2 separate regions of the Homo sapiens genome follow, and region 1 is linked to region 2. The links are chromatin contacts, found by Hi-C or POLR2A ChIA-PET in ENCODE. All regions are on one chromosome and are shown on one strand. Each heading gives the region's core, a stretch centred on a gene start or an enhancer-like site at or near the end of the contact. The rest is flanking DNA. Distances are from core to core; before and after follow the strand shown.

The links. Hi-C counts contacts between places; a loop is a spot of excess contacts on that map. ChIA-PET counts read pairs that join two places held with the same protein, here RNA polymerase II (POLR2A). Pooled maps may share reads with other maps.
Region 1: a map of natural killer cell shows a loop between it and region 2 (21-fold over the local background). The contact joins the enhancer-like site here to the promoter of INVS in region 2. A Hi-C loop is called at or near these places in 1 of 168 maps with a recorded cell type or tissue (natural killer cell), 1 of 37 single-sample maps with no recorded cell type and 9 of 50 pooled maps. POLR2A ChIA-PET finds 5 or more read pairs at or near these places in 1 of 52 experiments (K562).

The regions. Positions count from the first base shown.
Region 1 is chr9:99,056,603-99,061,600 of GRCh38, forward strand. It overlaps COL15A1 (collagen type XV alpha 1 chain), which reads left to right. Exons shown (of 42, transcript NM_001855.5): 36 at 3,287-3,351. Among named protein-coding and RNA genes, the nearest start is that of TGFBR1, 46 kb to the right of the region's middle. Within about 2 kb of position 2,854, at least 18 of the 41 ENCODE cell types and tissues checked have a DNase peak (open chromatin) inside an H3K27ac peak, as active enhancers do; they include natural killer cell, where a contact is called at or near this core.
Region 2 is chr9:100,096,895-100,102,484 of GRCh38, forward strand. INVS (inversin) reads left to right here and starts at 2,349. Exons shown (of 17, transcript NM_014425.5): 1 at 2,349-2,522. ERP44 (endoplasmic reticulum protein 44) reads right to left here and starts at 2,106. Exons shown (of 12, transcript NM_015051.3): 1 at 1,890-2,106. The coding sequence starts at 1,946. RefSeq lists enhancers at 1,953-2,022, 2,033-2,172 and a silencer at 2,413-2,622.

The DNA of each region.
Region 1 (4,998 bases), core at 1,604-4,103, 1.0 Mb before region 2:
TTAATATATTCATGAAGTTATGCAGTCATCACCACTGTCTAATTCTAGACCATTTTCATCACACCAAAAAGAAATTTCATACCAATTAGCAGTTGTTCTCTTTTCTCTCTTTCCCTCTCCTCCACCAGATCTGGGCAACCATGAATCTACTTCTGTCTCCAGATTTGCCTATTCTGGACATTTCATATAAATGGAATCATATAATATATGGCCCTTTGAGTCTGGCTTCTTTCACTTAACACAGTGTTTTCAAGGTTCACCCATGTTGCAGCACGGAGTTCATTCCTTACTGTGGCCAAATAATATTGCATTGTATAGGATATACATTTTGTTTATTCATTAATCTGTTCATGGACATTTGGGTTGTTTCTACTTTTTGGCTATTATGAATAATGCTACTATGAACTTTCGTGTACAAGTTTTTATGTGAACATGTTTTCCGTTCTCTTCAGTATATACGTAGGAGAAATTGCTGGGTCATATGGTAACTCTATGTTTAACTTTTTGAGGAACTGCCAGACTGTTTTCCGAAGGAGTCACAACATTTCTCATTCCCATCAGCAGTGGCAGTGTATGAGGGGGTTCCAATTTCTCCTCCCATATTATGGTATCCTCATTGTATCTTTTTGATTATAGCCATCCTACTTGGTATGAAGTGATATCTCACTGTGGTTTTGGTTTGCATTTCCCTAATGACTAATGATGTTGAGCATCTTTTCACATGTGAGTGGAAACTTCCTGGCTGCTTTGTCAATGCCTTAGGGGCGTGAGAACCTGTCTTAATGACCAGCAGTGACTGGAACTCTGTATATAAAAATCTATTCATCCTTTAGAGCCTCACCTCCTCATATGCAAAACTGGCAAAATTAAAGAAAATCTCTATGTAATGAGCATGTATCAGATGCCAGGCATTTTGCTAATCACTTTGCTATGGTATTTTATTGAAACCTCACAACAACACTTTAAAAAAAGCATTAACATCCCCATTGTACAGGTAAGGAAAGTGAGGCCCAGAGACATTTAGGAACCTTTCCAAGGTCACACAGCTAATAAGTGACACCAACAGGATTCAGACCCAGAGCAGTGTAGCTCCAAAGCCTGTGTTATTTCTACTATGTCCATTGGAGGAGACAATAATAGCAGCAATAATAGCATGAAGGCATACTTTTTTGTTGTTTGGCTTGGCAGGAGCCAGGTATGGTGGAAGCATACCTGGAAAGAGACCTACAGAGTCCTTGGCATAAGGAGAGCTTTACACAGGAGGTGACTTTGGGGCTGGGGCTTTGACTTAGCCTTGGATCTTTTGGCTGCAAGTGATAGAAACGTAACTCAAAGTAGCTCAAGCAAAGGGGAAATGTACTGGGTGTGAAGGAGGGAGTGAACAGTCAACTTGTGGGAGAGGTAGATAAACAGCTGGACCTCAGGAACAGCCAGAGCCAGGGACTCAACCCCTGCAAGGATTCTCTGGCCATCTCTTGTCTCGGCTTCTCTCTGCATGCAGTTTCACGCTTCCTCACCACAAACCACATCCTCTGCACAGCGGGAAATATGGTTACTGACAACTTACAGCTTCCACTGTCAGCTAGAAATCTTGAACTTCTTTTACTATTTTAGTTTGAAAAGTCCTGGGATGGGGAAGTCCTAGAGAAGGGTCCTGATGGGCCTGACTTGGGTGAGGTACCCAATCTTGGACAAATCACCTATGACCAGGAGGTCGGATCACATGAGAACATGGTAGCTCTTTCTGGAACCAAATGGTTGTAGAGGTGAAGGGAAGGTCCCAAGAGAAGGAGATGAGGACACTGGTCCTACAAAGGAAGAAGGTGCCGAGTGTATGGAACCACAGGTGCCCACACAGCCATGAGGGAGGAGTAGGACTACAGGAGGTGGAGGCATATTACAGGGTGAGTGCAAGGTGGAGAAAAACTGTTGTCCACAGCAACACTACATTAGGGCTGCCGGGATGCCTTGCTGCATTGAGCAAGGATTGCTTCTCACATAATGTATAGCAATTCAGTTTACAAAACACTTTCATGGCCATTATCCCATGTAGTCTTCACAGCAACCCTGGGAGGAAGATAAAACAGATATTATTATAAAATTCATCTCACGGATGAAGACACTGAAGCTCACAGAGGTGAAGAGACTTACTTGAGGTCACAAATTCTATTAGGAGGCATGGCTGGGATCCAAATCCGAGTCCACTGGCCCTCTATCCACTAGACATTTGCCACCTGTGTGTGGGTGTTCAAGTCCTATGTTGGAACTGAACATTTGCTTGCAACGACCTGAAGGACTGTATAATTTTACTGGGGCTTGTAAAAACACCCTTAATTCTGCCAAGAGCTTGGCAGATTTGGAGGAGTTGTCGGGGGTAGGGTGAGCAGAGGATGAGAGAGGTAGAAGAACAGCCAAAGGAATAGTTGTAATTATACTACTTTATGTTTGCCTAAAGTAAGGGCTTTTCAGTTGAGGAATCATAGACTCCTAGAGAGTTCAAGGATATACCTCCAGGATTTGTCATCCCAGTAATATTTTTTTATAGAATTATGTGTGCATTTCTCTGGGAAAGAGGGCACTAACCTTGATCTGATTTTTAAGGGCACTGTGACTCTTCAAAAGCTAAGAGCTCCTGGCCGGATGAATGCTGTACATGTACAATTTTCAAAGCACTCAGTTCTCACCGCAGCCCAGGGAAGAAGAAATGCCTATTTTACATTTTGCAGATGAGGAAACAGCTTTGGAGAGCTTGCTGTTTCCTCGAGATCACACAGCTAGGAATGGACAAACTTAAGGACTTGAGTCCATGTCTCTGGCCCCAAGGCCAGGGCTACTGTCACTGCACCACCCTGGTCTCCTCCCACTCCCTAGAGCCTTCTCTTCCTCTTTCTGAGCCTGCTTCCTCTGTTCAGTGTCACATGCTTGTCTCTTGGGTGAAATAAGTTATATGAGTCAGGACATTTTTGAATGCAAGTGACAAAATATTCAACTTAAGCTGGCTTTTATAAAACAACCACAAAAGGAATTGATTCACTTATGAAACGGAAAAGCACTAGCCATGGCTTCATCCAGGGTAACAATCAAGAATCCCAGCTCTTCCCTGAACCAGTCAATGTGGCCTAAGTCACACGCTGGGGGCACAGCACCCAAGATACAGGTGGAAGTTGGGATGCTTTGTGGCGCTGTGAATGGGGTTGAACACACTTCTCTCCGGGAGTCAGCTGATACCTCAGACATTTTTCAGAGTGTGGTTTTTGTGTAACTTCTCTTTTCTGTTTTGTCTTAGCTGTGGCCCTTCCAGGTCCCCCTGGCCCTCCAGGACAGCCAGGGCTTCCCGGATCCAGAAACCTGGTCAGTATTATCATCAGTGTGTAGTCATCATTCCATTTGGGATAGATATACTTAAAACTCTGCCTACGATCTCCTGTGTCTGACATCCCTTGGGGATCAGGCCTTCATGATAGTAGGCTTGGTGCAATTCCATAAATAGTAGAAGGGATTTGTTATCTATTTGGATGACTTATTAAGTAAAAAGACGTGAAAAAACAAAATCATGTATATGTAAGTTCCACCATTCGAATCCTTAATTGACTAAGTTATAACAAGAACCAATCATATTACTTATATATTTTTATATATATATATATATATATATTTTTTTTTTGCTGGATGAGGGGTGGACGGGGTCTCACTCTGTCACCCAAACTGGAGTACAGTGGTGAGATCACGGCTCACTGCAGCCTCAACCTCCCTGAGCTCAGGTAATCCTCTCATCTCAGCCTCCAGAGTAGCTGGGACTACAGATGCACACTACCACACCTGGCTAATTTTTTTTTTTTTTTTTTTGTAGAGACAGGGTTTTTGTTACATTGCCCAGGCTGGCCTTGAACTCATGGGCCACCAAGGTGATTCTCCCACCTTGGCCTCCCAAAGTGCTGGGAGTACAGACACGAGCCACCACGCCTGGCCACCAATAATAGTATTTCAAAAAGCATAAACCTGCTCGGGTGCGGTGGCTCACTCCTGTAATCCCAGCACTTTGAGAGGCTGAAGCAGGAGAATCACTTGAGTCTAGGAGTTCAAGACTAGCCTGGGCAACATAGTGAGATCCTGCCTCTACAGAAAAATGTAAAAATTAACTGGGTGTGGTGGTGCATATCTGTAGTCCCAGCTACTTGAGAAGCTAAGGATCACTTGAGCCTGGGAAGTCGAGGCTCCAGTGAACCATGACTGTGCCACTGCACTCCAGCCTGGGTGAAAAAGCAATACCCCATCTCTAGAAAAAAAAGAAAAAACAAAACAACAAAAGCCCAAGAGCATAAACAATGTTACAACAGGTCCTTGTGCTGGTCAGATTTACTTGGATAATTCAGTCTTCTCCATTCTGCCAAAGAACATCTCTGGCACATTCGTTACCCTGCAGTTCGTTGGAACAAGACATAGCACTCCAAGATTACTGTAATGCACAGAAAAATGGACAAATACTTCACAAGGATGTCAGGAGTCCAAAAATGCTCTTTGATCTTTGCTGGATGTTAGTTGCAAAATTTGGCTGCCAAAAGAAAGAACTGTCCTACATATGATGGAATTCTGATATTTGGTTCCCTTGGGGATATCTAAGTCATTTTGATGCACAAAGCCATTATCTTCAAGGCTAGGTGAAAATTAATATTTTATAATCTTTCTCAGTTACAATGAAAAATAAAAACTCTCTTGGCCGTTATTTCTTTGAGATTTGATGCTATTCAATAGATTTTTGTAGCTTCTGTATGTGCTTCTAGATATGCCAAATGGCTGTCTAATCTTTGGCACTTTTCTAGGCAGAGAAATTACAGACCTCCATTTTCTATCATGCATTTAATGTAACTACCAAGCTAGACAAAAAAGATTTAAGACCTTAAGTATAGTTGCTCACTTGCTTGCCTTTCTTATTCCAAATGAAAAATTTGAAACTCTTCAAGGACCAGCATGAAGTAACACCATTTAACCATGTTAGTG
Region 2 (5,590 bases), core at 1,099-3,598:
TAAGTAAGCAACTCAAAGTTGCGATTAGACAGGATAGATGTTTTATAAATATTTGCTAACTAGCATATGAGTATTAAAACTAGGTAAACACTGTATTCCAATTAAATCTAGTTTGACTTGTAATTCTAGTTTAAACCTTTTCTGGGGCTTTTTCAGCCTTTTCATATCTACAGGTATTCTCTAACATATTTTCCAGATTTTTATGCCTTTACATTTGCTTAGAAAGATAATTATACAAAATGCTTAGATTTTAGTTAAATCTAGATTCTATTTGGGAAAAAACTCATATTTAACAAGATTAGGTTTTTCTATAAAAAGCATGAGTTATTCCAAAATAAATTATTTCTTCTTCATAACTTAGCTTTACAACCAAACCATACCATTTGAGGAAAGTGCATCTGATATAGTTTGCCTGTTCAGTGTCTCAACTTTTCTTTACAATATCTTAAGATTTTTGCCCTTTTTTTTTGATTTCCTAAAAGTGCACACAATTCATAACTCAAGCCATTTTGTGGATAAGATTAGTATCCAGTCTTCTTAAGGAGAGAGTGGTCTCTAATAATGGTATTATTCTAACACTTCTAGAAGGAAAAATGTATCACAGTGTATAATGAAATCACCAAGAAACAACACTATACAGAATATTTTCCTCGATACAGAAGTCATTCACTGTTGTATACTTATAAGAAGTGGCAATAAGACACTCTATCATTTAATATTACAATGTTTATACACAACTTTTTGTTCTCAAAAGTACTTTGACATGCCATTTAGTTTTTTACAGTGCTTTTTCCGAAAAGGTCCAAGTGACAAAAGAAAAGAAAGAACTATTTCAAACACAAATATTAAACATTTAATGGGATATGGCGGAATAAGCACTGGAAGTCAAGAGACTTGTTTCTAATCCCAGCTCTGCCTGTAACTAGCTGTGTGACTTCATATGCGTCACTAAATCGTTTCTTAAATTGTAAAGAAAGTAGTTCTTAATGTTTAAATCTGAATTTCTAAAAATCTACTACAATTAAGGTACTTTCAAATATTACATTATAATTAACAGCCCAATTAAATATAAGCCATTTTGCCATACGTGTTTAGTCCTTCGCTTTTGTCTCAATTTGACCTGAAGCCTGGATCAATTAGTCTGCACACTCAAGACGTACTCTGGGGCAAGAGGGACTAGGGAAAGATTCTTTTAAGATGGGATGATGCTGAGCAGGTTAGGCAGTTAGGAATGAATGCATATTCAAATAAGGCGCAATGAAGAAGAAATCTGCTTCCATGGGGAAATACGTTGCAATAAGATTTGAGGGAGGCCTTGAGCTGAGATTGTCAGGTAACCACACCTTCCACCCTTCAAACTCTATTCTCCCAGTGGAATCCAAACCAGTCTCCAGTTCCGGGTTCCCAACCAATCGCATCAAGCCACAACAGAGGGATCTGCCAACCCGGGCACCGCTTCAGGGATCTAGACCCAGTGAGAGTCACACAACCCCAGCACCTGTCGACCTCACACTCTTCCCAAATGGAGAGGGTGGGAAGGAACGCTAGGTCTATGCTTGGTCTTTTCCGATTCAAGCTACCACCAGGTCCACTAGCCCTCGAAACCGAAACCCCCGGACTTCGGGGAGAAGGGGAAGCTCCTACGCCGTGACTACGTATCAGTCCCTCAGGGCTAATTCTCCCATTCTCCCCCGACACTGGTTTCTCAGGCCTCGGGGACTCCGCGCCTGGAAGCCGACAGGCGAGAGTGAGGGCAGCGGGGGAGGGTGCACTCCAAAACACTGCAGGAAAAGACGGAAAAGCAGGGGCAGGAGTAGCAGTGTTCCCCCTGGGCGAGGGCCGGAGGCCGTTCGTGCGTTTGTCGATGGGTCTGTCATTCCCTCACTCACCAGGAGCAGAAGGGAGCATCTGAGGTCGGGTAAGGATAGGAAGACGGCAGGATGCATGGTAACGCTGGGGTCCGTGACAGGGACAGGCGCTGGCGGCTGGGACTGGGCTAGGTTGGGTTGGGTTAGGAAAGGGCTGGGCTCCGGGAGCCGACGGCAGCGGAGGATTCTCCAGGCAGCGGCACCTCGTCCTCTCGACCCGGGCTCCAGCGGCGAACACCCGGGACAACTTCCAGAGAGGCCTCTCACACCCTCACTTCCGGGTCCTGCCCACCTCGGTGCACTTCGGGAAATGTAGTCCTGCACTAGCCTCACCCCGCACGTCGTCCGTCATCTAGAACTTCCTTTCCCATTGGGCTCTCGGCCCCGGTCCACTGAGTCCTCTGCGCGCGGGGTCCTGTGGGATAGAAGGGCGGAGGGCGGGTGTACGCGGTGCTTCAGAGGATGGGAACTACAATTCCCAGAAGGATGTGCGGCCGAAAGCCTCGGGCGGCCTTTTGAGGGGCTCGGCTAGCTTCAGCGCCGTGGGGTCTGACCTGGCTGGATATAGTGTACCGGCCCGGCAGGAGGGGCGGCCCGGTCCGGGTTGCGCCTCCTGGAGCCGCCCCCGGGACGTCAGTCCTGGAGGAGGCGAGGGTGAGTAGGAGGGGGCCTGGCTGGGGAGGCTCAGATCATTCGGTCCGCACCGCCTTGGCCCCTGCTGCAGACTCACGGCCTTCCTGGCCTAGGCTGTGGCCTGAGCCTCCATCATTGGCCTCCTCGCCCGCTGCCTCTTCTTTCTGCTCTAATTCCTGCATTATAAAGTCAGAGCCACCACTCGGGGCCTCAGTTGAATGAGTCAATGACTTATCCCTGATTGTCTCTGAGGGCTCCTGTAAGGAGTAGATGTGGTACGGGATGGGATAGCACGTCGTAAACTGGAAAACTGTGTGAGTGATTGCTGCTAAGGCGTGGATCGCTCCTCCAGTATAATTACGAAATTCCCTAGCAAAGCAGTCGAGGATCCTAACTTGGCCCCAGGTAGCTCTGCGGCTTCTTCTGCAAACACTCAGTGAGGTCCAGGAGCCCACGCGATCTCTGCTTAGTACCCAGGAGGCACACTGTGCTTTTGTGGTTCTCCCTGCTCCCGCCTTTGCTTCAGCTTTCCTGCTGCCTGGAATGGCCTTACCCGTTCTCTCTCTGGAATGCTATCTTAAATGTCACCATCTCTGAGAACTTCCCGAACAACCAACCCTTTAGTCCTAATCAGAATTACTCTTCCTATGAGTGTGACTGCAGTACCTCTAGTTTTGTACGGTTATAATTATTAGAGCATTTATTACACGGGCTTGTTGTATAATTAGGCAAGGATGATGACACCTTTGCATTTTATAGCACTTTATCAAAGTGGTTTTGACTTTTTTCTATAAAAAATGATTTATTTTCTTAAAGGGGCAAAAAATACATTTTTTCTTAAGAAAAAAAAAGAGCCCTGCATAATGGCTTTCTCAGGGTGACAAAATTAGACAGTGATAGAGCCAATACTCTTACCAAGGCGGCCTAACTCCTAGACTAGTGCTCCTATCTCTTGTCCACGCCCCTGACAGAGCCCAAAGATAGTTGAAATGGGAAATTTTAAAAGAGCAGAGACTTGTAAGTATGAACTCATTATTCAAGAAATTAAACTTTGATCCTGCTCACTTTTTGGACTTAGCACTCAGCCTGTGACCTTTCATCCAACAAACATCTACTGAGTACTGGCTATATACCTGTTACTGTGCTAAGTGCTAAGAATTATGAAGTAAAAAGTATATATATATAATATATATAATATATGTACATATAATATATATAATATATGTATATATAATATATATATTATATATGTATATATAATATATATATTATATATGTACATATAATATATATATTATATATGTACATATAATATATATATTATATGTACATATAATATATATATTATATGTACATATAATATATATAATATATGTATATATAATATATATTATATATATAATATATGTATATATAATATATATAATATATGTATATATAATATATATATAATATATGTATATATAATATATATATTATATATGTATATATAATATATATTATATATGTATATATATTATATGTATATATATAATATATATAATATATATACATATATATTATATATATAATATATATTATATATATAATATATATGTATATATAATATATATATTATATGTATATATATTATATATATTATATATGTGTATATATAATTTATATATGTATAATATATACACACACACACATATATATAAAACAGAGATCACATTTTTAGTGTATTTTTCAAAGGGTATAAAGAACTTTTTTTGTGGTTCTGATGTGCCTAAAACTCTGATCACTTAGAATGAAAAATGACAGGTCTTAGAGTTTAGAACAGTGCCTAGCACATAGTTGTCACTCAGCTTGTTGAATGAACGAATGTGAACATGGTCTAACCTTATTATTTTTTGCATTTTACAGAAACCTAGAAAGCTGACATAGCCTGAGGACACACTGCTGATTATAAATACAACTGGGCCTAGAACCCAAGTGCAGTTACTCCCCTCCCATGTTTTCACCTCCACCTCTATTTTGTAGCTTCTCTCAAATAACCTTAATATAATCCTGGATATGACAGTAGTTCTTCTGACATGACTGTTAGACTCAGACATGACTGAAGTGTCTCACAACACCCTCTTCCTCCATATTTTCTGCCAGTCCTTAACTCAAATTGTCAGCAAAATAAAGACGTAAGGAGCTGTGCTTTACCATAATTAAGAAAGTATTAATATGTTCTCTCAAGGGCAGAATTTGAACCAATAATCCTTGTCGATGACAAGACAAATACCAGCTCATCCGTTATAAATTTATCTTAGAAAACTCTCAGATCCCCAGGAGTAACAGCGATTGGCGTGACCTGCTTTTTGGTGAAATCAGAAAAGGACTTGCCTACCCTCATGGCAGCAATTAACTGGAGCTGATTAACAGCTGCTCCCTTTAGATAAGTACATATGCTTGAGTTTACCGTGATTCTGTGACTCCCTACGTTTCTAACAGTTGTTACCTCTCTGGTCCTTGTAGGCATTCAGCTTTGGAACTTTGATAAAGCAGCTTAAGGGTTTAGGAAGGATGTTTAAGATCACTGATGCAACTATTCATCTTTCCTTCCCATCAGGTGTTTGAATTGTTGCTGCATTTCTCCAGCCTCTGCTTTCTTAAACACTCTTGTGATAGGGATCTCACTATCTTCCTATGCGGCTGATACTTATTTTTTATTTTATTTTATTTTTTTTGAGACAGGGTCTCCCTCTGTGCCCAGGCTGGAGTGCAGTGGCATGATCTTGGCTCACTGCAACCTCCATCCACCTCCCAAATTCAAGCAATTCTCCCACCTCAGCCTCCTGAGTAGCTAGGATTACAGGTGTGTGCCACCACAGCCCAGCTAATTTTTGTGTTTTTAGTAGGGACGGGGTTTCACCATATTGGTCAGGCTGGTCTCTCAAACTCCTGTCATATGTTTTTAAAAGGTTCTTACAAGCTCCATGAGACTACCGGTCAGAACAAAATTGTCCTTATTGAAATATGGTTCATTTTAGTGATACGATGTTCCAAGTAAGATCTTATGGTTAAGACCTCTATCTAGGTATATTTTCCTGGTGGACCAA